Regions from separate parts of the Homo sapiens genome. Here region 1 is linked to region 2. A link is an interaction called in ENCODE POLR2A ChIA-PET data of the cell type or tissue named here. Cell type or tissue: Panc1. All regions are shown on one strand. Each heading gives the region's core, and the rest is flanking DNA. Links, peaks and the distances in the headings are about the cores only.

What was found. Peaks named below come from ENCODE experiments on the same cell type or tissue, not always from the same donor. Only the 100,000 strongest peaks of a DNase experiment are listed, where the experiment ranks them.
Region 1: POLR2A ChIA-PET joins it to region 2 with 6 read pairs; 2 of 35 experiments call an interaction of 5 or more read pairs at or near these places.

Annotation. Positions count from the first base shown.
Region 1 is chr1:173,459,529-173,475,344 of GRCh38, reverse strand. LOC100506023 (a long non-coding RNA gene) reads left to right here. Exons shown (of 3, transcript NR_037845.1): 2 at 12,891-13,021. It overlaps PRDX6-AS1 (PRDX6 antisense RNA 1), which reads left to right and starts at 13,983. Exons shown (of 2, transcript NR_125960.1): 1 at 13,983-14,967. RefSeq lists an enhancer at 14,754-15,253. In Panc1, for the core only: no CTCF peak of the experiment used is centred there; no DNase peak of the experiment used is centred there; H3K4me3 peaks cover 502 bases; H3K27ac peaks cover 447 bases.
Region 2 is chr1:173,925,572-173,941,387 of GRCh38, reverse strand. It overlaps RC3H1 (ring finger and CCCH-type domains 1), which reads left to right. Exons shown (of 20, transcript NM_172071.4): 19 at 8-123; 20 at 2,517-10,304. The coding sequence ends at 2,667. Among named protein-coding and RNA genes, the nearest start is that of SERPINC1, 16 kb to the right of the region's middle. In Panc1, for the core only: no CTCF peak of the experiment used is centred there; no DNase peak of the experiment used is centred there.

The DNA.
Region 1 (15,816 bases), core at 1,176-3,675, 460 kb after region 2:
AAGAAATAAGACACAGAGATGAAGTATAGAGAAAGAACAGTGGGCCCGGGGGACGGCGCTTAGCATACGGAGGACCCGGCACTGGTCTCTGAGTTCCCTCAGTATTTACTGATCACTATCTCTACTATCTCGGTGAGGGGGATGTGGCAGGACTATAGGATAATGGTGGGGAGAGGGTCAGCAGGAAAACATGTGAGCAAAGGTCTCTGTGTCGTAAATAAGTTTAAGGAAAGGTTCTATGCCTCGATGTGCACATAGGCCAGATTTATGTTTGACTTTACACAAACATCTCAGTGCAGTAAAGAGCAGTATTGCCTCCAGCATGTCTCACCTCCAGCCATAAGGCGGTTTTTTCCATCTTAGTAAATAGAATGTACGTCGGGTTTTACACCGAGACATTCCATTCCCAGGGATGAGCAGGAGACAGATGCCGTCCTCTTATCTCAACTGCAAAGAGGCCTTCCTCTTTCACTAATCCTCCTCAGCACAGACCCTTTACTGGTGTCAGGCTGGGAGACGGTCAGGTCTTTACCTTCCCACGAGGCCATATCTCAGGCTGTCTCAGTGGGGAGAAACCTTGGACAATACCCAGGCTTTCTTGGGCAGAGGTCCCTGCGGCCTTCCGCAGTGCATTGTGTCCCTGGGTACTTGAGACTGGAAAATGGCGGTGACTTTTACCAAGCATACTGCCTGCAAACACATTTTTAACAAAGCACACCCTGCGTAGCCCTAAATCCATTAAACCTTGAGTCAACACAACACATGTTTCTGCCAGCACAGGGTTGGGGCTAGGGTTACAGATTAACATCATCTAAAGGCAGAAGAATTTTTCTTAGTTCAGAACAAAATGGAGTTTCTTATGTCTTCTTCTTTCTGCATAGACAACAGTAACAGTCTGATCTCTCTTTCTTTCGTCCACATCAGCATTTTGAAAACATGATTTTTCATAAAAATATCTGGATTTTTGTCTCCTGAAAGGTCAGAAGATCTAGCAACACAGCAACACCAGGCCCATGTTCCATCTGGCAAACAGTGGCTGCTGAGTAGCCTTTTAGAGGGCAATGTTCTCTGTTACTCAGAAGGTCCTCTGCCAGTTACTAACATTAGAGTAGAATTGGGAGGAAAAAGAAATAGTTCTTGCATTCTTATCTGTCAAAACTGTGCAAATGAAAGCTTAACTAAGGGCTGTATATTTCAAGAAAAAAATGATCATGTTTCTTTGTGAAAGTAGAGAATGTTCCATGAACTTAATATGCAAACAAAGTCAGAAGAACGCTGTTCTGCCTGGCCTTCGTAGGTAATTGAGTTTAACATCTGACTTATACCAAAGGTAGGTGCTCTGTGGACTGGGCCCCATTCCAGAGGGAAAATTTTAAAGCTATTTTCCTGAGGGTTAGTGAGATGTATAATGGGAAAGGAGGAGGGGAGGAAGGACAGAGGAGACATTCCAGGGAAAGACCGGAGTGTGGAAAAGGGAGAGCTTGACTAAGAAAGGATTTACTTTCCTTAGAGAGAGGGTGGAGGCTCTCCTATCAGAAAAAGTGTTTTCATACAGCTATAAGGGTCGGAGAGAACCTTGAAGTCCTTACAGTAATCTGAGGGACAGGAAAGAATGGATTTCAGGCATTTCCAGAGGGCTGTGACTCTGGGATGACTCACATCTTCTCTTCTGTCTTTACTGCTTTGACAGAAGAATAAAATGAACAGATTAGCAATGGGCATTTGGAAAAACAACAGTGCACCATGATGCCTGTCTCTCTCACTAGATTGTGAACTCCTAAAGGTTTGACTATATTTTATTAATGAATATTTGTGACCTGTTACACATAGTGGGCATGAGGACTACGTTGTACAAAGTATTAGAGAAACATTGGGTCGCCTTCCTGCAGCCACAACAGCAAAGTTTCTTGTTTGTCCACAGCTGGGAGTAAAAGAGCAAGATGTCTCTAGTTATACAGTCATGTGATACAACATTGGACCACATATACTACGGTGGTCTCATAAGATGATAATGGAGCTGAAAAATTCCTTTCGCATAGTGATGTCTTGAGGATCCTGACCCTGTGAAGCCCTAGGCTAATGTGTGCATTTATGTCTTTGTTTTTAAGTTTAAAAAGTTTCAAAAGACAATAACCTTTTAGAATTATAAAAAAGCTTATAGAATAAGAATATAAAAAAGAAAATACAGTATTTTGTATAGCTATACAATGTGTTTGTGTTTTAAGCTAAGTGTTATTACAGAAGAGTCAAAACATTAAAACAATTTTAAAGTTTATAAAGTAAAAAAGTTATAGTAAGGTAAGGTTAATTTGTTATTGAAGAAAGAAATTTTTACACATGAATTTAGTGTAGCCTAAGTGTACAGTGTTTATAAAGTCTACAGTACATTCATTCACCACTCACTCACTGTCTCACCCATGGCAACTTCCAGTCCTGCAAGCTATATTCATGGTAAATGCCCTATATAGGTGTACCATTTTTTATCCTTTTTTTTTTCATTTTTTTTTTTTAAGACAGGGCCTTGCTCTGTCACCCAGGCTGGAGTGCAGTGGTGTGATCATAGCTCACTGCAGCCTCAAGCTCCTGGGCTCAAGCAGTCCTCTCACTTCAGCCTCCTGAGTAGCTGGGACTACAGGCACATGCCACCATACCTGGGCAATTGTTTTATTTTTGGTAGAGACGGGGTCTTCCTAACCTGTGTTGCCCAGGCTGGTCTGAAATTCCTGGGCTTAAGTAGTCCTCCCACCTTAGCCTCCCAAAGGGCTGGGATTACAGGCTTGAGCCATATTTACCATGGTGTTATAATTGCCTACAGTATTCAGTATAGTAATGTGCTGTGCAGGTTTGAGGCGTAGGAGCAATAAGCTATACCATGTAGCCTAGGTATGTAGTAGACTATACCATCTAGGTTTGTGTAAGTGCACTCCATAATGTTCACACAATGACAAAATTGCCTAATGACACATTTCTCAGAACATATCCCCATCGTTAAGTGATGCATGACTGTAATTAGAGCTAGGTAAAAATCCCTGTACCAATGGGAGGAGACATATAAAACTAAAATTAATGTTAGGATGGTGAGATTGTGTTTTTTTTCAACTCTATAAACTTTCTTGTTAGATTTGATTGTCTTTTCAGAAATAAAGAAAGCTTGGGCACAGTAACCTGTACATATCATTAAGGCAGTCCTGTCAACCTTCAGTGAGTGGGGCTGATAATCTCTCCACTGCTTTTCTTTATCATCGTAATAGTTCGTTTTCATGATGCTGGTAAAGATATACCTGAAACTGGGTGATTTATACAGGAAAGAGGTTTAATGGACTTATAGTTCCACATGGCTGGGGAGGCCTCACAATCATGGCAGAAGGCAAGGAGGAGCAAGTCACATCTTATGTTGATGGTGGCAGGCAAAAAGAGAGCTTGTGCAGGAAACTCTCATTTTTAAAACCATCAGATCTCGTGAGACTCATTCAGTATCATGAGAACAGTGCAGGAAAGACCTGCTTCCATGATTCAGTCACCTCCCATTGGGTTCCTTCCATCACGTGTGGAATTGTGGGAGTTACAATTCAAGATGAGATTTGGGTGGGGATACAGCCAACCCATATCATTCTGCCCCTGGCCCCTCCCAAATCTCATGTCCTCACATTTCAAACCAATCATGCCTTCCTAACAGTTCCCCAAAGTCTTAACTAATTTCAGCATTAACTCAGAAGTCCCCAGTTTAAATTCTCATCCAAAACAAGGCAAGTCCCTTCTGCCTATGAGCCTGTAAAGTCAAAAGCAAGTTACTTCCTAGATACAATGGGGTTACAGGCATTGGGTAAATACCGCCATTCCAAATGGGAGAAATTGGCCAAAACAAAGGGGTTATAGGCCCCATGCAAGTCCAAAATCCAGCAGGGCAGTCAAACTTAAAGCTCCAAAATTATCTCCTTTGACTCCATGTCTTGCATCTGGGTCATGCTGATGCAAGAGGTGGGTTCCCATGGTCTTGGGCAGCTCCACCCTTGTGGCTCTGCATGGTACAGCTTCCCACTTGGCTCCTTTCACAGGCTGGTGTTGAGTGTCTGTGGCTTTTCCAGGCACACGGTACAAGCTGTTGGTGGATCTACCACTCTGGGGTCTGGAGGATGGTGGCCCTCTTCTCACAGCTCCACTAGGCAGTGCCCCAGTAGGGACTCTATGTGGGGGATCTGACCCCACATTTCCTTTCTGCACTACCCTAGCAGAGGTTCTCCATGACAGCCCTGGCCCTGCAGCAAACTTCTGCCTGGATATCCAGGCATTTCCATACATCCTCTGAAATCTAGGCAGAGGTGCTCAAACCTCAATTCTTGACTTTTGTGTGCCTACAGGCTCAACACCATGTGGAAGCTGCCAAGGCTTGGGGCTTGCACCCTCTGAAGCCATGGCCCAAGCTGTATATTGGCCCCTTTTAGTCATGGCTAAAAGAAGCAGCTGGAACACAGGGCATCAAGTGCCCAGACTGCACACAGCATGGGGACCCTGGGCCTGGCCCCTGAAACCGTTTTTTCCTCCTAGGCCCCCAGGCCTGTGATGGGAGGGGCTGCCGTGAAGACTTCTGACATGCCCTGCAGACATTTTCCCCATTGTCTTGGGTATTAACATTTGGCTTCTTGTTATTTATGCACATTTCTGCAGCCAGATCGAATTTCTCCTAAGAAAACGGGATTTTCTTTTTTATTACATTGTCAGGCTGCAAATTTTCTGAACTGTTATGCTCTGCTTCCCTTATGAAACTGAATGCCTTTAACAGCATCCAAGTCACCTCTTGAATGCTTTGCTGCTTAGAAATTTCTTCTGCCAGATACCCTAAATCATCTCTGTCAAGTTCAAAGTTCCACAAATATCTTAGGCAGGGGCAAAAAGCTGCCAGCCTCTTGGCTAAAACATAACAGGAGTCACCATTTCTCTAATTCCCGACAAGCTCCTCATCTCCATCTGAGACCACCTCAGCCTGGATTTCATTGTCCATATCATGATCAGCATTTTGGTCAAAGGCATTCAACAAGTCTCTAGGGAGTTCCAAGCTTTCCCATATTTTCCCGTCTTCTTCTGAGCCCTCCAAACTGTTCCAACCTCTGCCTGTTAGTCAGTTCCAAAGTTGATTCCACATTTTTGGGTATCTCTTCAGCAGTGCCCCACTCTACTGGTGCCAGTTTACTGTATTAGTTCATTTTCACACTGCTGATAAAGACATACCTGATACTGGGTAATTTATATGGGAAAGATGTTTAATGGACTTACAGTTCCACATGGCTGGGGAGGCCTCACAATCATGGTGGAAGGCAAGGAGGAGCAAGTCACATCTTACGTGGATGGTGGCAGGCAAAAAGAAAGCTTGTTCAGGGAAACTCCCATTTTTAAAGCCATCAGGTCTTGTGAGACTCATTCACTGTCACGAGAACAGTGCAGGAAAGGCCTGCCCCCATGATTCATTCACCTTTTACTGGGCTCCTCCCGTGACCTGTGGAACTTGTGGGAGTTAAATTCAAGATGAGATTTGGGTGGGGACACAGTCAAACCATATCAATCATGTTTAATGTTGTCATTATATCTACTACTCCCTATTATATCTACTACAGGACTTCTACAATCTGGAGAGAAATCAAAGTAGGAAATGTAGGAGTGAAAATGAAAGACAACAGCTAATAAAATGCTACAATGAGAAATAACTCTCAGAGGGATTTTGGAGTAGTAAATTATTATTGTTATTATTTGATTCAGGACCTCACTTCACCCATGCTGGAGTGCAGTGGCATTAACTTGGCTCACTGCAGCCTCCAACTCCTGGGCTCAAGTATCCTCTGCCTCAGACTCCTGTGTAGCTAGGACTACAAGTGTGCCTACACTCCCTCATAAAGAAAGCTGGCTACTTGGTGATTGCACAGGACCATTGATCTGGATACTGGCTATTACATGTGTTTAGTTTGTAAAAATTAATCAAACTGTATATTTAAGATAATTGCTGTTTTCTCTGTGTATTTTGCAGTACTTCAATAAGGTTAAAAAAACAAGAAGAAAAGAAAAGAAAAAGAAATTGCCACTGTGTGTACATTAGAATAGTTGTATATGAACTATTATTTTCCTGAATTGTTCAAAAAGCTCACTCCAGTGTTTCAAAACAAACTTCAGGAAGTTTCAGTCAATGTTGCTAAATTGTTAAAATCACTATAATTACCAGGAAGGTTCTTCTTACATGAAAAACATTGTTGAGATCAGGCTTTCTTTATAAAACCTTTGTTTAGATGCATCCTGGGTGTAGAGGTTCATTGAACGATTGATAGCCCATAGCCTCTGGCTGTGATTGAGTAGATAGCCCACCCAGAGATGGTAGACATCTTTGAGATTCTCTACTCTACAAAATTCTTTACATATTCACTCATTGAGATAGTTGACATCCCTGCAGCAAGTGGTACATTTGACTAGCCTGGTATCTGGTTGATATGGTTGACTGTGTCCCCACCCAAATCTCATCTTCAATTGTAGTTCCCATAATCCCCACATGTTGTGGGAGGGACTCTCATGGTGTTCTTGTGACAGTGAGTTCTCACAAAATCTGATGGTTTTATAAGAGGCTTTTCTCCCACTTTGCTCTGCAGTTCTCCTTGCTGCTGCCATGTGAGGAAGGATGTGTTTGCCTCTCCTTTTGCCATGATTGTACGTTTCCTGAGGTCTCCTTAGCCATGCTGAACTGTTAGTAATTAACTTCTTTCCTTTATAAATTACCCAGTCTCAGGTATGTTTTTATTAGTAGCGTGAGAACGGACTAATACACTGGTGATCTCTCAGTGCATGTTAGTGCTTTTCCTGAAGATCCTTCCCTCAGGATATTTGCCTTTTAGTAAGTAGCCATCAGACTATAAAGGATCCCTGAAGTTTTGACTGGGAGTCATTTTGATGTAGCCTAAAAATAGACCACTATACTTTAATTTAAAAAAATTTACCAGATAATGTGCTCAACATACACCCTTTCCATTTCACAGAGTCTCGGCCTCACCCTTTCTTCACTCGTGTGTGAGCCACACCCAGGTTCAGGGAGGGAGAAAAGAATATTGAGTGTTTGAGAAGATCAGTTGGGCATTACTTAGTGATAAAAATAATATAGTTTTTACATTTTGGCTCATCAAAATGTTCTTTATGGAGAACTTATCCAGTGGTCACTGCAGAGTGTTAGAGTCATAAATCTTTACAGTGGAAGGGAACTTTGAGGTCATATAATACAAACCCTATCTCCAACCCCCCTACCACCATTTTAAAGCTGAAGAAACTGAGTTCAAGTCAGGAATGGATTTTTAATTTTATCAAATGTCTTTTGGCCTTTAGTAACACAAAGCATGAAGCTTTTCTCCTTAATCTATTAGTGTAATACATGAATACATTTCTAAATGTTCAATCACCTTGTATTCTTAGGCTAAATCCTATTTGGTAATACGGTTTTATTAATAGATTCTTAGATTAGCATGGAGGCTGCTGCACATCCATTTATACTTCCTTATTTTCTAATAGAGTCACTGCTGTGTTCAGGTATCCATTCTCGGTGTAGCTAGCTGTCTTGGGGAAGTCGACCTCATTTCCAGCTCTAGAGATAGTCCTGACTGGTCCAAGATAATCAGTATTAATGTAACTGGGGAATTTATTAGAAATGCAGAGTATCAAGACCCATACCAGACCTACTGAGTCAGAAACCCTGGGGATGAGGTCCAGCAATGTATATTTTAACAAGTCCTCCAGGAGATGCTGATGAGCTGGTCTAAAACAACTCCATTCTGGTGATTAGGGTTGGTTCAGTTATGAGCATGTAATCCAACTCTTGCTAGTAAGCAATGACGCTTGCTAGGTGAACTTCTGCGAAAAGTGTCTTTGGCTCCTGAGTAGAAATCTAAAAGAGTTAGTGTTTCATCTTTTTCTGGAAATCATGTCTGGATGCTTGGAAATATTGCAATCATGTTGCTACCTAACCAGGAATGAAATAACACAAAGAATGACAGACCAGGAAGATGGAAAGGATGGATTCTTTTTTTAATTTCCAACTTTCATTTTAAGTTCAGGGGTACATGTGCAGCATGTGCATGTTTGTTACATAGGTAAATGTGTGCCATGTTGGTTTACTGCACAGATCATCCCATCACCCAGGTATGAAGCCCATCATTCATTAGCTATTCTTCCTGATGCTCTCCCTCTTCCCATGCCCTGTCCTCTGACAGGCCCCAGTGTGTATTGCTTCCCACAACGTGTCCATATGTTCTCATCATTCAGCTCCCACATGTAAGTAAAAACATGTGGTATTTGGTTTTCTGTTTCTGCATTAGTTTGCTAAGAATAATGGCCCCCAGCTCCATCCATGTCCCTAAAAAGGACAAGATCTCATTCCTTTTTATGGCTATATAGTATTCCATGGTGTATATATACCACATTTTCTTTGTCCAGTCTATCATTGATGGGCATTTAGGTTGGTTCCAGGCCTTTGCTGTTGTGAATAGTGCTGCAATGAATATATGCATGCATGTATCTTTATAATAGAATGATTTTTATTCCTTTGGGTATATACCCAGTAATGGGATTGCTGGGTTGAATGGTATTTCTGCCTCTAGGTCTTTGAAGAATTGCCACACTGTCTTCCATGGTGGTTGAACTAACTTACTTTCCCGCCAACAGTGTAAAAGTGTTCCTTTTTCATCACAACTTCCCCAGCCATCTGTTGTTTTTGACTTTTTAATAATAGCCATCTGACTGGTGTTAGATGGTATTTCATTGTTGTATTGATTTGCATTTCTGTAATGAACACTGATGTTGAGCTTTTTCTCATGTTTGTTGTCCACATCTATGTCATCTTTTGAGAAGTGTCTGTTTTGTCTTTTGCCCACTTTTTAATGGGGTTGTTTGTTTTTTTCTTGTAAATTTGTTTAAATTCCATATAGATGCTGGATATTAGACCTTTGTCAGATGATAGATTGCAAAAATTTTCTCCCATTCTGTAGGTTGTCTGTTCACTCCAATGATAGTTTCTTTTGCTGTGCAGAAGCTCTTTAGTTTAATTAGATCCCATTTGTCAATTTTGGCTTTTGGCGTCTTTGTCATGAAATCTTTGCCCATGCCTGTGTCCTCAATGATATTTCCTAGGTTTTCTTCTGAAGTGTTTATAGTTTTGGGTTTTACATGTAAGTCTTTAATCTATCTTGAGTTAATTTTTGTATATGGTATAAGGAAGGGGTCCAGTTTCAATTTTCTGCATATGGCTAGCCAGTTCTCCAGCACCATTTATTAAATAGGGAATCCTTTTCCCATTGCTTGCTTTCATCAGGTTTGTCAAAGATCAGATGGTTGTAGGTGTGCAGACTTATATCTGGATTCTGTATTCTGTCCCATTGGTCTATGTTTCTGTTCTTGTACCAGTACCATGCTGTTTTGGTTACTGTAGTCCTGTAGTATAGTTTGAAGTTTGGGAGCATAATGCCTCCAGCTTTGTTTTTGTTGCTTACAATTGCCTTGTCTATTCATGCTCTTTTGGGGTTCCATATGAATTTTAAAATAGTTTTTTTCTAATTCTGTGAAGAATCTCAATGGTAGTTTAACAGAAATAGCATTGAATCTATAAATTACTTTGGTCAGTATGGCCATTTTCACGATATTGATTCTTCCTATCTATGAGCATGGAATGTTTTTCTGTTCTTTTGTGTCTTCTCTGATTTCTTTGAGTGGTGGTTTGTAGTTCTTGAAGAGGTCCTTCACTTCCCTGGTTAGCTTTGTTCCTAGGTATTTTATTCTTTTTGTGGCAATTGTGAATGGGATTTGGCTGTCAGCTTGCCTGTTGTTGGTGTATAGGAATGCTAGTGATTTTTGCACATAGATTTTGTATCTTGAGACTGCTGAAGTTGCTTATCAGCTTAAGAAGCTTTTGGACTGAGACATTGGGGTTTTCTAGATATAGGATCATGTCACCTGCAAATAAAGATAGTTTGACTTCCTCTCTTCCTATTTGAATATGCTTTATTTCTTTCTCTTGCCAGATTGCCTTGGCCACAACTTCCAGTGTTGACTGGGAGTGGTGAGAGAGGGCAGCCTTGTTTTGTGCCACTTTTCAAAGAGAATGCTTCCAGTTTTTGCCCATTCAGTATGATATTGGCTGTGCATTTGTCATAGATGGCTCTTATTATTTGGAGACATGTTCCTTCAATACTTAGTTTATTGAGAGTTTTTAACATGAGGGATGTTGAATTTTATCAAAGACTTTTTCTGTATCTATTGAGATAATCATGTGATTTTTGTCTTTAGTTCTGTTTATGTGATAACTTAACATTTATTGATTTTTGTATGTTGAACAGCCTTGCATCCCAAAGATGAAGCCAACTTGATCATGGTGGATAAACTTTTTGATGTGCTGCTGGAATCAGTTTGCCTGTATTTTGTTGAGGATTTTTGCACTGATGTTCATCAAAGATATTGGCCTGAAATTTCTCTTTTTTGTTGTATCTCTGCCAGGTTTTGATATCAGGATGATGCTGGCCTCATACAATGAGTTAGGAGGAGTCCCTCCTTTTCGATCTTTTTGAATATTAAATTGTTTCAGTAGGAGTGGTATTAGCTGTTCTTTGTACCTCTGGTAGAACTCACCTGTGAATCTGTCTGGTCCTGGGCTTTTTTTTTTTGTTGGTGTTGGGGTGATCAGACCCAACACCAGGTCATGGGGGTGACAAAGTCCAGCAGAGTCAAAGGATTGAGAAAAAGACAGTTTGAGGGAGAAAGGTGGAACCAGGAGGCCATTGTTAGTGTATGGAGGCTGTGAAGGCTCTGAGCTCTGGGAGCCCATGCTATTTATTGGTAATCCAACAGAGAAACAGGTGGTGAGAATGTGGAGGTCAGAAGAGCAGGTGCATGATCTACAGCTGTGATGGTTTGGCATTTATAAGGAACATGTTCTGCTACTTGAGATAATGAAGATACAATCGAACTAGGAGCCTAGGAGGGCTAGAAGCAAGGAGCCAGCAAGTCTAGACACATTCCAGAGGACATTGTGGCAGACATGCGAGCCCTGCCTCAGCTTTCTTCCCAACACTCAGCTTTTTCCCAACAGTTGGTAGGCTATTTATTACTGCTTCAATTTCCAAACTCATTATTGTCTATTCAGGGATTCAGTTTCTTCCTGGTTCAGTGTTGGGAGGGTGTATGTGTCCAGGAATTTATCCTTTTCTTCTAGATTTTTCTAGTTTATGTACATAGTGGTGTTTGTAGTATTCTCTGATAGTTGTTTGTATTTCTGTGGGGTCAGTGGTGATATCACCCTTATCACTTCTGATTGTGTTTATTTGAATCTTTTCTCTTTTATTCTTTATTAGTCTAGCTAGCAGTCTATCTATTTTATTAATTTTTTTCAAAAAACCAGCTCCTGGATTCATTGATTCTTTGAAGGGTTTTTCATGTCTCTGTCTTCTTCAGTTCTACTCTGATTTTGGTTATTTTTTGTCTCCTGCTAACTTTGGGTTGGTTTGCTCTTTTTTCTCTAGTTTGTTTAGTTGTGATGTTAGGTTGTTAACTTGAGATCTTTTTAGCTTTTTGATGTGGACATTTAGTGCTATAAATTTCCCTCTTAACAGTGCTTTAGCTGCATTCTGGAGATTCTGGACATTGTAGTTTTGTTCTCATTGGTTTCAAAGAACTTCTTGATTTCTGCCTTAATTTCATTATTTAACCAAAAGTCATTCGGGAGCAGATTGTTCATTTTCCATGTAGTTATATGGTTTTGAGTGAATTTCTTAATCTTGTGTTCTAATTTGATTACACCTTGGTCTGAGAGACTCTTTGGTATGTTTTCAGTTCTTTTGCATTTGCCAAGGAGTGTTTTACTTCCAATTATGTGATCAATTTTAGAGTAAGTGCTGTGGCGATGAGAAGAATGTATATTCTGTTGTTTTGGAGTGGAGAGTTCTGTATATAGCTATCAGGCCCACTTGATCCAGAGCTGAGTTGAGGTCTTGAATGTCTTTGATAATTTTCTGTCTCAATGATCTGCCTAATATTGTCAGTGGGGTGATAAAGTCTCCCACCATTATTGTGTGTGAGTCTAAGTCTCTTTGAAGGTCTCTAAGTACTTTCTTTTTCTGGGTGCTCCTGTATTGGGTGTATATATACTTAGGTTAGTTAGCTCTTCTTGTTGAAATGAACCCTTTACTGTTATGTAGTGGCCTTCTTTATCTTTTTTGATTTTTGTTGATTTAAAGTCTGTTTTGTTATAAACTAGGATTGCACCTGTTTTTTTCTGTTTTCCATTTGCTTGGTAAATTTTCCTCTATCCCTTTATTTTGAGCCTATGTGTGTCTTTGCACGTGAGATGCGTCTCTTGAAGATAGCATACTAATGGGTCTTGGCTCTTTATCTAGCTTGTTATTCTGTATCTTTTTTTGGGAGGCATTTAGCACATTTTCATTTAAGATTAGCATTTTTATGTGTGGATTTGATCCTGTCATCATGATGCTGGCTGGTTATTTTGCAGGTTTATGTGGATACTTCATTGTATCATTGGTATGTCAGTGTGTTTTTGTAGTGGTAATGGTTTTTCCTTTCTATATTTAGTGCTTCCTTCAGGAGCTCTTGTAAGGCAGGTCTGGTAGTGATGAATTTCCTCAGCATTTGTTTGTCTGAAAAGGATCTTATTTCTCCTTTGCTTATGAAACTTAGTTTGCATATGAAATTCTGGGTTGGAAATTCTTTTCTTTAGGAATATTGAATACTGGCCCCCAATCTTTTCTGGCTTGTAGGGTTTCCACTCAGAGGCCCAATGCTTGTCCGATGGCCTTCCCTTTGTAGGTGACCTGGTCTTTCTTTCTGGCTGTCCTTAACATTTTTTTCTTTTTTCTTTTTTTTTTCAGATGGAGTTTCACTGTGTCACCCAGGCTGGAGTGCAGTGGCACGATCTCAGCTCAATGCAACCTCTGTCTCCTGGGTTCAAGCAAATCTCCTGCCTCAGCCTCTTGAGTAGCCTGAGTAGCTGGGACTAAAGGTATGTGCCACCACACCTGGCTAATTTTTGTATTTTTAGTAGAGACAGGGTTTCACCACGTTGGCCAGGCTGGTCTTGAACTCCTGACCTCAAGTAATCCACCCACCTTGGCCTCCCAAAGTGCTGGGATTACAGGCATGAGCCACTGTGCCCAGCCAACATTTTTTCTTTCATTTTGACTTTGGAGAATCTGCTGATACATATCTTAGGGATGATTTTCTTGAATAGTTATCTTACTGGGGTTCTCTTGTTCCTGAATTTGAATGTTGGCCTATCTTGCTAGGTTGGGGTCATTCTCCTGGATGATATCCTGAAGTATGTTTTCCAACTTGGTTCTATTCTTCCTGTCTCTTTCAGGTACCCCAATCAGTTGTAGGTTTGGTCCTTTTACATAAACCCATATTTCTCAGAGGTTTTATTCATTCATTTTCATTCTTTTTTCTCTATTCCTGTCTACCTGTCCTATTTCAGAGAGATAGTCTGCAAGCTCTGGGATTCTTTGCTCTGCTTGGTCTATTCTGCTATTAATACTTGGGATTACATTGCGAGTACTTGTAGTATGTTTTTCAGCTCTGTGAGGTCGGTTATGGTCCTTTCTATACTGGCTGTTTTGGCTGTCAGCTCCTGCATTGTTTTATCATGATTCTTAGCTTCTTTGCCTTTGGTTAGGACATACACCTTTAGCTCAGCAAAATTGGCTTTTGTCCACATTCTGAAGCTTACTTCTGTCATCTTGGGCTCAGCCTAGTTCTGAGCCCTTGCTGGAGAGGTGTTGTGATCATTTGGAGGAAAAGGGGCTCTCTGGGTTTTTGAATTTTCAAGATTTTTGCGTTGATTCTTTCTCATTTTTGTGGGCTTATCTATCTTCGATCTTTGAGGTTGCTGACCTTTGGATGGCGCTTTCATGGATTGTTTTGTTTTTTCATCTTTTTCTTTTAGCAGTCTGTTTACTCTTCCTTACAGATGCTGCAGTTAGCTGGGGGTCCACTCTACACCCTGGTTGCCTCAGTTTTTCCTGTACTTGGAGGTATCAGCAGTGAATGCTATGAAACAGCAAAGATGGCAGCCTGCCCCTTCCCCTGGAAGCTCCATCCCAGGGCGGTACTGTCCTGTTGCCAGCATGAGCACACAGTATGTAGGGGGTGGCTGGAGACCCCAGTTGGGACATCTCACCTAGTCAGGAGGAACGGGATCAGGGATCCACTTAAAGAAGCAGTTGGGCTGTTTTTGATAGAGCAGTTGTGCTGTGTTGGGGATCCCATCAGCCCCTTGTTGGTTTGGGCTCTCCGAGGCCCACAGGCTGAACTGGCTGAGGTGCCCAACAGCCAAGTTGGTGGCCCGCCTTCCCCTCTGGGCACTCTGTCCCAGGGAAAAATTAGAAGTCTGTTGGCCACAGAACATGGGCGGGGGTGGCTGGATACCCCAGCTGGCATGATCTACCCGTCAAGGAAAAGTGGATCAGGGTCCCACTTAAAGAAGCCATCTGGCCATGCCTCAATAGAACAGCCTTGTTGTGCTGGGAAACTGCTTCTGCCCTTGTTGGCTTGGACTCTCTAAAGCCCACTGGTTGGAATGGCTGAGTCATTCAAACAGCCAGCTTGGTGGCCCTCCTTTCCTCCCCTCCTCCCCTCCCCTCCTCCTTCCCTCCTCGCCTCCCCTCGGGCATGCTATTCCAGAAAGAGATCAGGATCCGTTTGTGGAATACAGGCAGAGATGGCTGGAGGCCCCGGTTGGGAGGTCCCTCCCAGTGAAGAGGAATGGATTGGGGCCCCACTTAAAGAAGCAACCTGGCCACGTTCAGGCAATGCCGCTGTAGTGTTCTGGGAAGACCCTTCCTTGTTTGAACCATATGGATTCTCCGAAGCCCATAGACTGAAATGGCTGAGTCAACCAAACAGTAGAGATGGCAGCCCACCCCTCCCACTGGGGACTCTGTCCCATCACAGGTAGGCTATATTCCAAGCCAGTAGGTCTTATTTTGTGAGGTGTTGTGGAAGTGGGACCCACAGATTGATGCTGCTTGGCTCCCTGGATTCAGCCCCCTTCCTAGGGGTATGTACAGACCTCCCACCTTGCCTGAGTTACAGACACCTCTGTTGGGGATCCTGGGGCCGGAATATGTAAAGTTCCTGGATCTCTATGCATGCCTGAGCAGCTGCTCTGCTGAGACTCAACACACCTCTGTGTGTGGGACCCAAGACCCTGGTGATGTGGGTGCACAAGGTGGTGTGGGTGCACTGATCTCCTGATCTGTGGGTTGCAAAGATCCGTGGGAGAAGCGTGGTTTCCTGGGGTTGCACACTCACTCACTGCTTCCCTTGGCTGGGGGTGGGAGTTCTCTTGGCTTCATGTTGCTCCCAGGTGGGCTATTGCCCCACCTTGCTTTTCTCTCTTCTCCATGGGTCGAGTTGTTTCTGTGATCAGTCCCAGTGTGAGTGCCTGGATATTTCAGTTGAAGGTGCTATATTCACTTGCTCCTTTCTTCCTCTCCCTGAGTGCCACAGACAGCTGCTGCTTCTAATTGGCCAACTTGGCCCCCCTCCCCTGGGTTCTTAATAACGTAATTAAACCACAACCCATCCTAAAACTTATCCTACTTCTAGATTTCTGTTGAGTTCAGAAATACCCTCATTTTTAAAGATAATTGGAGTCAGGGTTTCTGTTACTTGCTGTCAAAAGCATTCTTAATTAGACTTGCTAATATTTGACTTTGGATTTTAAGAATAACCCAATATGTATTTTATTTTTACTATTGTTTAGTATTTAGTATACTTTAGTATCAGAATTAAATTTGT
Region 2 (15,816 bases), core at 4,947-7,446:
TTCAAAGGAAAACCAGTGTTCTCTGGACATGAAAAGCAAACTGAATACAAGTAAACAAGCAGAAAATGGACAACCAGAACCACAAAACAAGGTTCCGGCTGAGGACCTTACATTGACATTCAGGTAAAGAAAAGGAGATTGTCGTAGCCATATTAAATTACACACAAAAGAGAAACTAATATATTATCCAGTCATATCAGAAATACCCTCATAAATATAATTTGATTCTTAAAATATCATTATTCTGTGTACATAAAGAATATTTTTGCGGCCGGGCGCAGTGGCTCACGCCTGTAATCCAGCATTTTGGGAAGCCGAGGTGGGCAGATCACGAGGTCAAGAGATGGAGACCATCCTGGCCAGCATGGTGAAACCCCGTCTCTACTAAAAATACAAAGATTAGTTTGGTGTGGTGGCATGTGCCTGTAGTCCCAGCTACTCGGGAGGCTGAGGCAGGAGGATCACTTGAACCTGGGAGGAGGAGGTTGCAGTGAGCCAAGATCGTGCCACTGTACTCCAGCCTGGCAGCAGAGTGAGACACGGTCTCAAAAAAAAAAAAAGAATATTTTTGCATAAATCTGGAGTTACAAAACTTAGATCCAAGGTTGAATTATCTGTTAATACCTAACAAAGGAAAATTTCTGGTTATGTTTCCATCTTCCCCTTGTTTTTAAATTTATTTCGAATACAGCCTTATATCTTTACATTATAAAAATACTATATGCTCAATGTAAAAAAAAAGAAAAAACAAAAAATAAAGTCACTCCCCCATCTTAAATATATTATAAAAAATTAGCTTTAGGAAATGGAAAATTTTAGAAAAGGGCAAATTTTAAAATTGCCTGTAATTCCAATATTCAGAGATAACTCTTGTTAACATTTTGGTGTATTATATTATCTTTCCAGTTTTTTTTTTGAGACGGAGCTTCACTCTTGTTGCCCAGGCTGGAGTGCAATGGCACGATCTCGGCTCACGGCAACCTCCGCCTCCTGGGTTCAAGCGATTCTCCTGCCTTAGCCTCTCGAGTAGCTGGGATTATAGGCATGCACCACCATGCCTGGCTAATTTTGTATTTTTAGTAGAGACAGGGTTTCTCCATGTTGGTCAGGCTGGTCTGAAACTCCCGACCTCAGGTGATCCACCTGCCTCGGCCTCCCAAAGTGCTGGGATTACAGGTATGAGCCACCGCACCCGGCTCTTTCCAGTCTTTTTAAAGTGTGTGGGCATTTAGCCTCTTGCTAGTTTTACAAACCCAGCACTCCATCTCCCTGGTTTTTAATTCAGTCTATCCTATATCATCCAGTATTATTCTGTAGATACGGAAAGATACATATCAACTACCATGAACAACCCTACAATAAACAGTATTACAATTAATGCTTTGTTTGCATATCTTAAATTATTTTCTAAGGCTATTTTGAGGCTTTTGAATGCATAGTCCTAAGTTGCCCCCCTGATGATATATAACAAAAATTTCTAATGCTTTCAGACTTGGATTTTGACTGTTTTTTTAATTCATGCACTATCTTGGATTCTTTTTTATTTTTTTTTTGAGATGGAGTCTCACTCCGTCACCCAGGCTGGAGTGCAATGGCATGATCTCGGCTCACTGCAACTTCCGCCTCCTGGATTTAAGTGATTCTCCTGCCTCAGCCTCCCGAGTAGCTGGGACTACAGGCGCGTGCCACCACACCCGGCTAGTTTTTGCATTTTTAATAGAGACGGGGTTTCAGTGTCTTAGCCAGGCTGGTTTCAAACTCCTGACCTCATGATCCACCCGCCTCGGCCTCCCAAAGTGCTGGGATTACAGGCATGAGCCACCATGCCTGGCTTTTTTTTTTTTTTTTTTTTTTTTTTTGATAAAATCTCATTCTGTCACCCAGGCTGGAGTGTAGTGGTGCGATCTTGGCTCAGTGAAACCTCTGCCTCTCAGGTTCAAGTGATTCTTGTGCCTCTGCCTCCCTAGTAGGTTTTTACAGGCACACACCACCAGGCTAATTTTTGTATTTTTAGTAGAGACAGGGTTTCACCATGTTGGCCAGGCTGATCTCCAACTCCTGAGCTCAAGTGATCCACCTGCCTTGGCCTCCGAAAGTGCTGGGATTATAGGCATGAGCTCAAAATTATTTCTTGTAGTAGCAAACCTGCTAAATCAGGGATAAGTACTCTTCTTAAAGGCCAGGTAGTAAGTATTTTAAGATACGGGCCTTACAGTTTTTGTCGCAATTCTCAACTCTGCTCTGTGGTTTGAAAGCAGTGGATAATACGTTAAACAAATGACCAGGCTATATTCCAATAAAACTTTAGTTACAAAAATATGCACCTGAAAAAAAAAATACGCACCTGGCTAGCTTTAGTTTGCCAACTGTGTGCTAAAACATGGATAAGGGGCTGTAGATTAAAATGTGGAAGCCATTTATATATTTTCAATCATGCTAAATTATATCCCCTGTTGATTTTATTGTAGTAATCATTTTTCTCTCTCTCCTTTTTCAAAATTTTAAAATGTCAGCAGTGATGTACCAAATGGATCAGCCTTGACACAAGAGAATATCAGCCTCCTATCAAACAAGACCAGCTCTCTGAACCTGTCAGAGGACCCTGAGGGAGGAGGGGATAATAATGACTCCCAGAGATCAGGAGTTACTCCCAGTTCTGCTCCTTAAAATATGAGGAGTCCTACTTTTATCTTCTGCTCCTAATCAGTTTGTCGGGCATAGGGGTAGGAGAACGCATAACTTCTAAACTTTTTCTCTTAAGAGCGGTCAGAGAAATCCAGGAAATTCACCAGAGGCAATGTGCACAAACACCACTACTAAAAACAAACCCTGCACATAGTTCACATTAATGCATTTTTTTAATTTAAAGAAAAAGAAAATTAGCAGTATCTGCAAGCAATTCAGATTAAATTTGTTTTTGTTCTGTGAATGAACTTTATTTTAATAACTTTGGACGCCTTGGATCCAGGGCTTTAAAAAAAAAAGATATTATATATACACTCTGTTTGATTAATTGTATGATCTTAATGAAGTAGGTTTTCTTGTATTTTGGTATTACATACCCAGTGTATAATTTGTATAATTCCTCACCCCCAATCCTTATCAATTCTCACCACCCCATAAACTTAAAACAGACCAAAAATGTCAGCTTTCAGAGAATTCTGTGGTGCTTGAGAAACAGACAGTACTAGACTGAGTTATTAGAAAATGTGCAGCAAACCAACTTTTCCCAGAGCTGTTATTTGGAATTCTTTATCCCTTTCTAGATCACTAGCTTCATTGGATACGTATATTTTTCTTGACATTGAAGCTTTTTGTTTGTTTGGGAGGGTTTTATTTCTTGTTTTTATTTTCAACTTTTCAAATAGAATTACCAATTTTGAAGTCCTCATTTTCATATTAAGGATCATTTGCATTCTCTTAATATAATCAGAAAGCTGATTCAGTGTTTAATTAGATTTAAATGTTGATCAAGAATTAACTGTAACTTACTAGCACTGAAAATACATGTTTGGTGTTTCGCCTGCGTTCAGCTCATGGTTGGAAATTTGAAGCAGTGCTTTTCAAATTAAACTTTTGCTGACATCATAGGATGCTAAAAAACAAGGACAATCAACTATGTTTTAAAACTGCAACATTTGATTTGAACTTAAAATGAATAGAGCCACATTATTTTAATGGATGTTTTGTTTTACTTGTGAACTGATTGAGTCTTAAGGATAGTTTATGAATTGATCACTTGTTGCTCAGAATCATTAGTATAAGTAGGTAGGAAATAGTTTGAAGTCATTTTTCATAGACTTAACTGTCCAATGTTGCAAATGTTTCTTCATGAAAATATTGAAAAGAGTAAGGTTTTTTTTTTTTTTAATTCTGCTGCACATATTCTGATGCCATGTGTCTGTGCTTAATTAACTAAGACCCTATAAAACGTGTTTAGTGGGGACTGTTTGATATAGTTGCCCTCTCCATTCCTCTATTTGCCTGATTTTTTTCAGTTTCCCTTTCTGTATTTTACTACTAAATTAGAAAGCACTGGTTATGTAATAAGTTACTACATTGCTTTGGTTGAGTAAAAACAAGAGTTTATATTTTTCTTGTTTCTTATTTTCTTAACCCTTAACTCCTGCTGAGGTCATAACAACCTCAGTCTAAGCTCTGTGTCCATCATACTGTTAACTTAAACAAATGGGTGGTGGGGGTGGGAAGGGTAATACAGTCCTGCCATTGCCTACCAGTAGGAGAGTCCAAACAGAACACTCTTTTGAGTAGCAATTATTTAATTTGCCCAGTCAAGGCACCGTGTTTATATACTATTTCACATTGAATTTGATTATGCCCTACAGACCTGGCTGGTCAAGGATTTGATATACACATATTGGCTTGGGATTCGAGCTTTCTTTTTTATTTAAATAAAAATTTATATATATATTATATATATACATATATACATAGCTATATCTGTATATATATTGGGTATGTTTTAAGGATTTTTTCGCATGAGCGCAGCTGTTGCGATAAATTGACCGATTGGGAGGTGGTAGAAGCACTGAATGAAGGTGAGGCTTTTTTTTTTTCCAGTTTTCTTATACATTTGTCTTCTTTTTTTAAAAAAAAAAAAAAAAATATATATATATATATATATATATATATATATGTATGCTTTTTCTTTTTTTTTTGGCTTTTGTTTGCTTTTTGACTTTTACTTAAAACCCTTTTACATTTCCACTTTAAATGCCTATTGTTTATTGGGAGAAGGAAAGAAACTTTTGTATGTCTGACAGAGTCCCAAGATTTTTCATTTCTCTGCATAACAGTAAAAGGCAACATTATTGGCCTCCAACCTTCTTTTTTTTTTTTTTTTTTTTTTTTTGGAGAGGGAGTCTGCTTCTGTTGCCCAGGCTGGAGTGCAGTGGGTTGATCTCGGCTCGCTACAACCTCCACCTCCCGGGTTCAAGCGATTCTCCTGCCTCAGCCTCCTGAGTAGCTGGGACTACAGGCACGCGCCACCACGTCCAGCTAATTTTTGTACTACAACCTTCTTATAAGCAGATTTGGACTGATCTTCTCCTTTGGGTATGTCAGATCATCCTAAATTTTAGAAGCAGTTGATTCACTTTGGAATTCAGAATGATTCTTGTATTAGAAGATAATTTGTGGGTATTAATTTTTGTTTAAGTTTAAAATAAAAGTAAAGATTCATTTTGGATATCAGTTGAAACCCCTTAGTAACTCAGTTTCTGTTATTCTTGTTCTCATTTCCTTTAAATACACTTGTTCTTGGCTTTTGCCATTTTGATTCTGTGAAGTAGGCAGGAGCAGGGATTAATTTATACAGTATTCCTGTTCTGAACAAAACCAGAAAAGTCACTGTATAAACTTGACTTAAAATAGTATCTTTCTCTTTTCATGTATTTTCATTTGGGGGAAAAAAAATCTCTTTAATTGTAACCTGAATTCAAGCTGTACCCCTCCATGGTCCTACACTCTAGAGCTAATCTGGTTGGGCAGAAAGGCAGAAGGATGGTATATTGTCCCATTGTGCCTATAATGTATTTTAAATTGGTCATTCCACCTTACCTAATGGAAATTCTTGCAGCTTTCCTAGTGCTCATCAGCGGTTTTAGGAATTCACTAACACCCCCAAAATTTGTTTTTTGTTTTTTGCTTTTTTTCCTTTTCCTTTTCTCTGTGATATCATGAGCCTGTAAGGACAAATGGCATATTTGGGCATAACTGCTTGACTCTGTAACTACTTTTTTAAAATCAAAATTGAAAAGGTATTAATTGCTTCTGGCTTTTTAATTTTTTTTTTTAGAGACAAAGATGAAACCAGATAGGAAATACAGTTTTTATGTTTTCTACTTACTAAAATATTAGTTTCTTCTAAATATTACTTTATTTGTATTTCACTAAATTCCAAAGCAAAAATCAGATATCTGAGATGAACAATTTTGAATGGGTTAAGGTAGGAGTAATAAGCATTGTGTTCACTCATACATAGGTGAGGGAATTTTATTTATAGCGAGAAATATAAAAGTATTTTGACTTACTCTTTTTTCAAGGAGTCGCTAGGAAAGGGTAGAAGAACTGAGAATAAGACATCTAGATTCCATTTCTGGTTTATATGTAGCTCTTTTGCCTAATTTATATATAATTTTGTCATAAGATAAGTCCAGTAACTGTCCTGTCTTAGATAACGTACAGAGGCTGAAGTGACCAAAGATCCATTCCTTATTACTTTTCTAATTAAAAGAAGAGTTAGCTAGATTTCTAGTAGTAGTATTCTAGATATTGATAAGACATTATTCCTAATGCCAACTACAAATATTCAACTACTCAGAATGTATTTAAAAAATTGTTTGGTACAGCATTAATGTTGGTGATTCCTTTCTCCCATCTTATTTCCCTTCCCTTCTATTCTTTCCCATGTATTTCTTTTGCCTAAAAGAATATTGGTATGATTCTCATTTGCTACTTTGAGTATATAACTCCATCAGACTTTCCAGAGTTCTTCAGGGATGGAGCTCAAAGTTTACATTTTTCCATATATGTCTTTTTTTTTCTTGACCTTTTTCCACCCTGTAATTTCCCCTTGACTTACCCACTGCCCTCCCCAATCTGCAACAGTGACAGTTTGCTGCCTCAAAACAGAGCATTCAAATGAATTCGCTTAGCCAATAACTTCTGTGAAGTTGCCTTTTCTAATGGTGTTATTACTCAGTGATGCACAAATGTGGTATTTGCCCTACTGGTAGGCAAACAAAGGTCTGGTTAAGAATGGTAACCTGCTGTTTTCTTTAAAGGAGAGCCAAAGACTTGTGCTTTACTCTGTTTTGGTTTTGGGGGAAGTAGTAGCCATTTTGATCATGAAACCTTTTAGTATTTGTGAGTTGATTGTACTGTGTAAGTAGATTTATCTAAAGTTAACTGTTAAAGTTAGCTAGCCTTATAAAATGTAAAAGTAATGAAAATTCATCAGTTTCTCTAAGCCAGTGAATGTCGTCTTTTGTAATATTGTGTATAAGCATTTGTGCCCACCCCAGCTTCTGCTATCACTGTGGTCAAGTCATGGGTCTGAGTAAAAGAATTCTTGAGTATGTGACTGGTGAGAAATAACTAACTATAGTCAGTACATGTACAGATTGTTAAAATTCAAGACAAAATACTTTCACTAAAAAAAAGGATTCGTCTCAGTAAAGAAGTATTCAGTTGCTGTCACTTACATACAAATGGTGGTGGGTAGCAGTCTCACCATTTTTCTACTCTCTTTTTGCTCGTTTTAAATAATTGAGTAAAGGTTTTATTTGTAAAATCTATCTGTAAAAAGCACCTGTAACGATTTATATGTCATTGAAAGGAATGGCCCAGTTACTTTTTAGGAGAGATTAATAACCTACCTGGAAATTAACTGCAGTGTTTACTTAGATTTTTTCCCCCTAATAAGAGTCTAAGTGTGTTAAATTTTTAACTGATGATATGGTTACAGTGTTGCAAGGTGATCTCTTCCCCTGAAAAATCTGCCTATCCTTTTAAGAAAAATTAGACCTACTAAACTAAAGCAAATTTTACTTTCATCATTAGCACCTAAACAAGCAAGCAGTCTACTACTGTCATCATTTTACCTGAGTGCCCATTTTGCTGATCCACATTCATACCTTTCTACCTTGGACAGCTATGATTTTTATATTTATTTGTTGCTTCAGCTCAGGTTTATGAAATTTTCCTGCTGAAATGACTTATTGGGAGTTGTAGGTTGATTATAGTTACTATTAAACATTTTCTCAATTTAGCTTTTCTGAGCCACTTCAAGAAGAAAGCTGTTTTTGTCAAAAGGTACTATTAATTGTAGCAAGTAAATCTTAAGATTTGAATTTTTAAGATTTTATTTCTGTGTTCACTAAAGATCTTTCCACAAGTAATAGATTATAATTGATAAGTAATACTAGCTATAGTGTTAATAAAGAGTAAGACTATCACCACCAGGAATAAGTAACACCTTTTAATAATAAATCTATTCCTAATAGGTATGTTTTCAATACTGCACTGAACAAAGTGGGTAAAGAGCCCTTTGAAATCTTATTGTAATAAAGGGACTTACCTCACCACTGGAATCCTTGTTTTCAGAGCCTCTGGATTTTCAGCCAAACACTGAATTTCTCCTAAACTTTATCCCTGAAACATCCCTAGAGAACGAACTTTATTTTCACAAGAAAATAAGGCACAATAAGGGGGAAGAACTTAAACCTCAACATAATATCGTGTCCAAAAATGTGTATTTAGAAAAATAAAATCCTGTGGAGTTTGTTATCCTAATGTTTATTTTATACTAGATAAGGTGACTTGTTTTCTTGTATTGAGGTCTTACTGTTTCAGATTTGTTTTTGTTTCTGTTCTAACTCTAAGCAGACAGAGCTCACAAGTCTTTGGCATCCATTTTAGGTTGTACACTCAGAGTCATCTTATAACTGGAAACTGTCAGGTGGTCCCCCACCCCAGTGAGTGTATGAAAGAGTCAAGAAAAAGATTGGAAACAAACTATTGGGTGAATAATTGGTTGCTCTATTATTATTATTATTATTATTTGCCTTTTTTTAATCACCATTTATTTGTGTAATCTTTCTCCATTGATTGGCTGTCATTCTTATAATATCTGAACTACCCCATAAAATAATTCTCTGACTTAAAGGCATTTAGCTTTTGCTTATCGTTTTTACATCCTCTATTCAACTAAGACACTGTCTTGAGAGTTATTTTTTCCAGATGGATCGTTGGCCTAAATTTTCACACTTCTCCCCTGTTCATCCTTTTTCCTCTTCCCTGCTTCCTGGGAATAAAAGGAACTTTTTTAAAAAAATTAATTAGTCCACAGGTCTCATTATCTTTCTTTATGATTAATCTATGACTTTTTGGTACAAGAACAATGGAAAAAGTGAATTAAGGTAATGAACAAAACCTTTCACCCACTTAAACATTTTCCAGTTTTGAGATTCCTCTTCGTGTTTGTGGTGTCTTCCCCTTGTTACCCCTTCTGCCCTTTTTCTCTGACTATGGTAATTTGGTCTTTAGGCTCATATCAGTCTCCCCGAGACATTCTGCAGTCATTATCACCTTTTTGGGTGGATTTTATTTTGTTTTATTTTGTTTTTTTTAAAAAAATAACTTTTTAACATTGGTGCATATTTGCTTGGGATAGAGCTTGTGTAATTTACCAATCGTATTGATTGTAAGTGATTGTGCCCTGCAGAGGTATATTTAACAAGACAAAAATAATCTTGGTTAATAAAGGAGCCCATGAGATTTGAGTCAGGTTGTAAGTGAAATCACTTACACTTTTGGATAGAATTTATACTCCTGCTCTTATAAATCAGTGGTAGACTTACCATTTTTTAAAGTTTTCTTGCATTTTTTTGTTTTTTTATTGCCACAGCTCCCTATTCTTTCTTGCCTGCCTCCACCCCCCTGTTCAGGAAAAAAAAAAATTGAGCCTTAAAGTGACAGCTGATTTTTTAATTGCTGAATTTTGTGAAATTTTACTTTTTCCAAGTGTTTCCAACTTTAAAAAGAGAAGTGAAGACAAATAGGTTGGAATGGTGAAGACAAATGGATTGGAATTTCACAGGCTGTGAATAATTCCTTAGGATCTGGCAAACCGTGAAGTCTTATTTGAAGACCTTATCTCCTGAGAGTTCTTTTGGAGTAGGAAAAAGAACCCTATTTGAAATAGACCGTTTTTCTCTTGTTTTTAATCTGTTTAATATTTCTGATTTTTAAGCAGCTTTCAAAACAAGTGTGGTGGAAAAAAAGAAATAGTAGTAGGAAGATGTTTAGGGCAGCAGAACTCTGGGTCTAAATAAGTACATGTTCCCACTTGTTGCCGATTTTTGAGAGTACTAGGGCCATCTTTCTCAATTTTGTATTATTTGTGTGCATGTTTATATCAAAGATGCCCATTTTGTTAAAATGCTATTTCCTTTATTACCTTGGAAACTGACTCAGCCTCATGTTGCTCCTAATTAGTGTTTAAGGCTCCCATGAGTTGCAGATAAAATGATTTATTTTAACAAGTAGAAGGAGGTGATTCACCTTTTGGATTGTAAATATATGAAAATGTCTACAAGGTCTTTATCTGCTTTCTGTCAGCATTTATATTAAATGATAAATTAATGAGGAACGTGTGTATTTTGTAAATGAGTGTGTGCCATCTTATTCTAATCTTGAGATTACTTTCTTACACGTTTTTAATGGAGGGGGCTTTTTTAGGTGAAAAATAAAGAAATGGCTAATCTGCATGAGCAAACACATACTTGGAGTAGCCAATTTTGTGTGGACATCACAGGAATTAGTCCAATCTTAAATAAGCTACAGTCATATTCCTTCATTTGTCACACAGTGATTGCACATTAGGAGTGAGGGTAGTGGTTCTGAGATACTAGCATCAATTCAATGAGATTCAATGGCTAACATCCAGTGTCTCGGTTTTTATGGCGCTTCTGAAAATTAGGACCATCTTTATGCTTAAGTGAAAAGGACTTGTCATGGTAACTTCCTGATGCAAAATGTTTTTTTGTCTTTCCATTTTTTTTTTTTTTTTTTGAGATGGTGTCTTGCTCTGTTGTCCAGGCTGGAGTGCAGGGGCACAATCTCAGCTCACTGCAGCCTCTGCCTCCCCAGTTCAAGCAATTCTCTTGCCTCAGCCTCCCAAGTAGCTGAGAATATAGGCCTGCGCCACCATGCCCAGCTAATTTTTACATTTTTAGTAGAGATGGGGTTTCACCATGTTGGCCAGGCTGGTCTCAAACTCCTGATGTCAAGCGATCTGCCCGCCTCAGCCTCCCAAAGTGCTGGGATTACAGGCATGAGCCACTATGCCCAGCCTTGTCTTCCCATTCTTGCTGACTTCTGATTGTCCTGAAATCCCCACCCATTAGTCATTCCTCGAAGTTAGTGGATATAAGTAAGTTTGTCTAATAGAGACCATACGTTAGTCAACACCTCAATGGCATGAAGAAGAAAAGGGAGGAGGTTGGGTGTGGTGGCTCGTGTGTGTAGTCCCAGCTACTCAGGAGGCTGAGGCGGGAGGATTGCTAAAGTCCAGGAGATCAAAGCTACAATGAGCTATGATGCTTGATCGCACCACTACACCAGCCTGGGCAATGGAATGAGACTCTATTATTCTAGATTAAAAGAAATGTAAGAAGTACAAAAATCAAATGCAGCATAGGTGATTTTAGCAAACCAAATACACAAAAGACTTTTGTATACAGGAAAATTTGATTAAGTATTGGGCATTAGATGATACCAAGGAATGGCATTTTCGTTCATTGTGAAACATGATTATGTAAAAAATCCATTTTTTTAATAAAGATGGATAACACAATAGCTGCAATTTCCTTTAAAGTAGGAACTAAATATTTTTAAAAAGTAAATAATGCAGCCACGCACGGTGGCTCACACCTTGTAATCCCAGCACTTTGGGAGGCCGAGGCAGGCAGATCACCTGAGGCCAGGAGTTTGAGACCAGCCTGGCCAACATGATGAAACCCCATCTCTACTAAAAAAAAAAAAAAAAAAAAAAAAAAATTAGCCGGGCATGGTGGTGGCCACCTGTAATCCCAGCTGCTCGGGAGGCTGAGGCAGGAAAATCGCTTGAACTCGGGAGGTAGAAGTTGCGGTGAGCTAACACCACTGCACCCCAGCCTGGGCAACAAAGAGTGAAACTCCGTCTCCAAAAAAAAAAAAAATCAATAATGCACATTACCAGTGAAGGTTATTTACTTCTCCTACCAACAATTAGCGATTAGGTGTCCATTGGTATATCTGACCTCAAGGGAAGGGACCATAGTAAAGAAAGCTTAGGGTATGAGGAGTGGTAACTGCTGCAGCCATCCCTGAATGATTATAAATTCTGGACTGGGAATTACAAAACTAGCCCTGTCATCTTAATCACCTACCTAGGCCTACCCTGCTCACAAGCAATAGGGTACATTCTGACCTCTTGGGCTGAAACAAAAATACCAATAGAAATTTGGTTTTTATGCCCATTAGTGCTTCAATCCCAATAACCAGCTAATCTTCAGTGATCAATTAGTAAACCCCTTTGCCCTCCAGCAAGATGACTCATTCAGTAAATGGCTGCCACCCTTATTTGGAACACCTACCATATAAAAAGTGGACTTGTCAAATACCCACTGAATACCCATTGAGTATTTACTAAAGAAATGTATTGAGTACTTCCCATATGCACAGCCCGGTAGAGGACAAAGAGTTAGAAAATACTGCCTCCACCCGCAATGAACTTTAATTCTGGAACTTGACAAAACACTAAACAGAATTACCAAAGAATTTTTCAACCATACTTGTCCTCAGAAGAGCAAGGAGCAGTGAGATGGTATCCAAGGAAGACTTAACCTTGCCTGGCTGGTCAGGCTTTCCTGAGGAAGTTGCATTGAAGATAAAACTTGAAAAATCATGGGGGAGCGGGAGAAAGGTGTGTGGGAGACAAGAGGCTTGGTCAGAGAAAATAGAACGTGTGAATTCTCTAAGGGAAGAAAGAGCCTGAGGTGTGGAAACTGGAAGGAGTTCATTAAGACTAGAGGAAAAGGAGTGACACAGTGGCTTGAGATGCACAGCCGGATAGATCATGGAAGCCTGTGGACCGTGCTTAAGTGTTTGGATTTTATTCTGAAAGTAAACGGAATGCAAAGAAGGGTAGTAAGCAGTGGAATGAAGGGACCAGATTTGTGCTTCTTGGGAGCTGATCATAATCCCAAAAGACAACCCCAAATATTGAAATTCTGAAAGACAAAAGTTCCAAAGTTATAATTTTGGGGAAAAAAATGTAAATTCTTTAAAAGGCATTTACTTTTTTTTTTTTTTCCTCGAGACGGAGCTTGGCTCTTTCACCCAGGCTGGAGTGCAGTATTGTGATCTCGGCTCACTGCAACCTCCACCTCCCGGGTTCAAGCAGTTTTCCTGCCTCAGCCTCCCGGAGCACGTGCCATCACCCCCGGCTAATTTTTGTATTTTTAGTAGAGACGGGGTTTCACCATGTTGGCCAGGATGCTCTCAATCTCTTGACCTCGTGATCCGCCCGCCTCGGCCTCCCAACGTGCTGGGATTACAGGCGTGAGCCACCGCACCTGGCCCTATTTAAATTTTTAAAAGGAGATTTAGGGCCAGGCGCGGTGGCGCACGCCTAAAATCCCAGCACCTTGGGAGGCTGAGGCGGGCGGATCACCTGAGGTCAGGAGTTTGAGACCAGCCTGGCCAACTTGGCGAAACCCCATCTCTACTAAAAATACAAAATTAGCCGGGCATAGTGGCACATTCCTGTAGTCCTGGCTACTCAGGAGGCTGAGGCAGGAGAATCGCTTGACTCGGGAGGCAGAGGTTGCAGTGAGCCGAGATCTTGCCATTGCACTCCAGCCTGGGCGACAGAGCGAGACTCCATCTCAAAAAAAAAAATAATAAAAGATTTATTTGAGAAACAGGAAAACACGACAGCCTGGGCAACAATAAGACCTGTGTCTACTAAACCATAGTGTGGTGCATCCCTGTAGTCCCAGCCACTCAGGTGGCTGAGGCGAGAGGATCACTTGAGCCCAGGAAATAGAAACTGCAGTGAGCTATGATCACATCGTCACACCACTGCACACCAGCCTGGGCGACAGACTGAGACCCTGTCTCAAAAAGAAAAAAAAAAAAAAAGACAATACTTCATAGGCCAATTTACATAATAAAATAGGCAATGATACATTTGTATTTAACAAACACGGATATAATAACAGTCACATGGATGTAACAGTTAAGAGCAGACAAACCATATTTATAAGTAGGTCAAAAAGCAAAATGTATAAATGCATATTACTGTGGTTGGTTATTGTACCCAGCATTATAATCGCAGTCATATGAAATATAGTGGCAGACAACTCCAAGAGTTGATGAAATCAATCAAAAACTACAATGAGCTGAGTGCAGTTTTACACTGCTGAGTGCAGAATTACATCAGTAATTCCAGCACTTTGAGAAGCTGAGGCAGCTGGATCACTTGAGCCTAGGAGTTAGAGACCAGTGTGGCAACATAAGGAGACCTCGTCTCTACAAAAAATAGAAAAATTAGCTGGTCATGATGATTTGTGCCTATAGTCCCAGCTACTGGGGAGGCTGACACAGGAGGATTGCTTAAGCCCAGGAGGTTGAGGCTACAGTGAGCCATGATTTTGCCACTGCACTCCAGTCTGGATGACAGAGTGAGACCCTGCTTCAAACACACACACACACACAATGGGTCACCACTGCATATACAGTCGTCCCAAAACCTGAGATCTTGAGAAATTTTACCTTTCATAAATACAGACATACAAAAAAACCCCTTCATTTATTGAAGAAGTTTAAACATTTTTACATTGAGAACCAGGGAAGTGACAGCCTCAAGACCTGGCGAGTCTCTGGTTTAAGTCCTGGAGTCCAAAGGCCTGTGAGCTTGAAGTTCTTTTTTTTTTTTTTTTTTTTTTTTTTGAGACGGAATCTCGGTCTGTCACCAGGCTGGACTGCAGTGGTGCGATCTCGGCTCACTGCAACCTCGGACTCCTGGGGTCAAGCAATTCTCCTGCTTCAGCCTTCTGAGTAGCTGGGACGAGAGGCGCACACCACCACGCCCAGCTAATTTTTGTATTTTTTTTTTTTTTTAGCAGAGATGGGGTTTCAGCATGTTGGCCAGGATAGTCTAAATCTCTTGATACTGTGATCCGCCCCCCTCGGCCTCCCAAAGTGCTGGGATTACAGGTGTGAGCCACCGTGCCCCACTGAGCTTGAAGTTCTAATGTCCAAGGCAGCAGAAGAAAAGTCTGTCACGGCTCTCAGAGATTTCTCCACCTAGTCCACTCAGACTCACACACAAATGTCCTTGGGAAACACCCTCCCAGACACATCCAAAATAATGCTTTATCAGGTTTCTAGGTATCCCTTTATCCAGTCAAGGTGATACCTAAATTAAGTCCACAAGTCTACCTATTGTCAGCCTGGCACCAGTGATGCATCTCCTTAACCCATACTTAATTTCCTGCAGCCTCAACCTCCCAGGCTCAAGTAATCCTCCTACCTCAGCCTCCTGAAGTAGCTGGGACTACAGGCATGCGCCACCCGCCTGGCTACTTTTTTGTTCACAGTGACGGTGTTTGGCCATGTTGGCCAGGCTGGTCTCGAACTCCTGAGCTCAAGTGATCCGACTGCCTCGGCCACCCAAAGCGCTGGGATTACAGGCGTGAGCCACCGCACCCAGCCTCCCTTTGCTGTTTCTCTTTCACCACCTACAACTTCCCAAACTAATATAAAAGCAACAAGCTTTGACCCCACACAACTCTCTCTTGCTCAGCCTCCAAAGAATAGCCTTGTCCAATGTTTCTGTTCATACAAGGTGTCAATTCTTCTGGATGAGTAAGCATTTTTCACCTTACTTGATAATCTAAACTTTCTATTTGGGAGGAATTTAAAGTGCTATATTTCCTGTTATTAAGTTAGCAGAACTACTCTGGACCTGGATTTTTTCAAACATGAATGTTTATCAAGTACTTGGTACATTCAACAGGACATGTTCAATAAATATTTGCTGTTTTGATTTGGTTTCCCTGAAGCCAAAACTGAACTTTCTAACAGGAGGATTTGGGCAAATTCCAGTGAGATGCCTTGAGAGCCTCAGCTAAATGCTGCTAAATGATAATGTAGGATTTATTTTGGTAAGTTTAATTTCACCTTAATTAAAATGTCATGTTCACCTAGTAAACTGGGAACCCAAGGGAGTTGGAGACTGCTTTT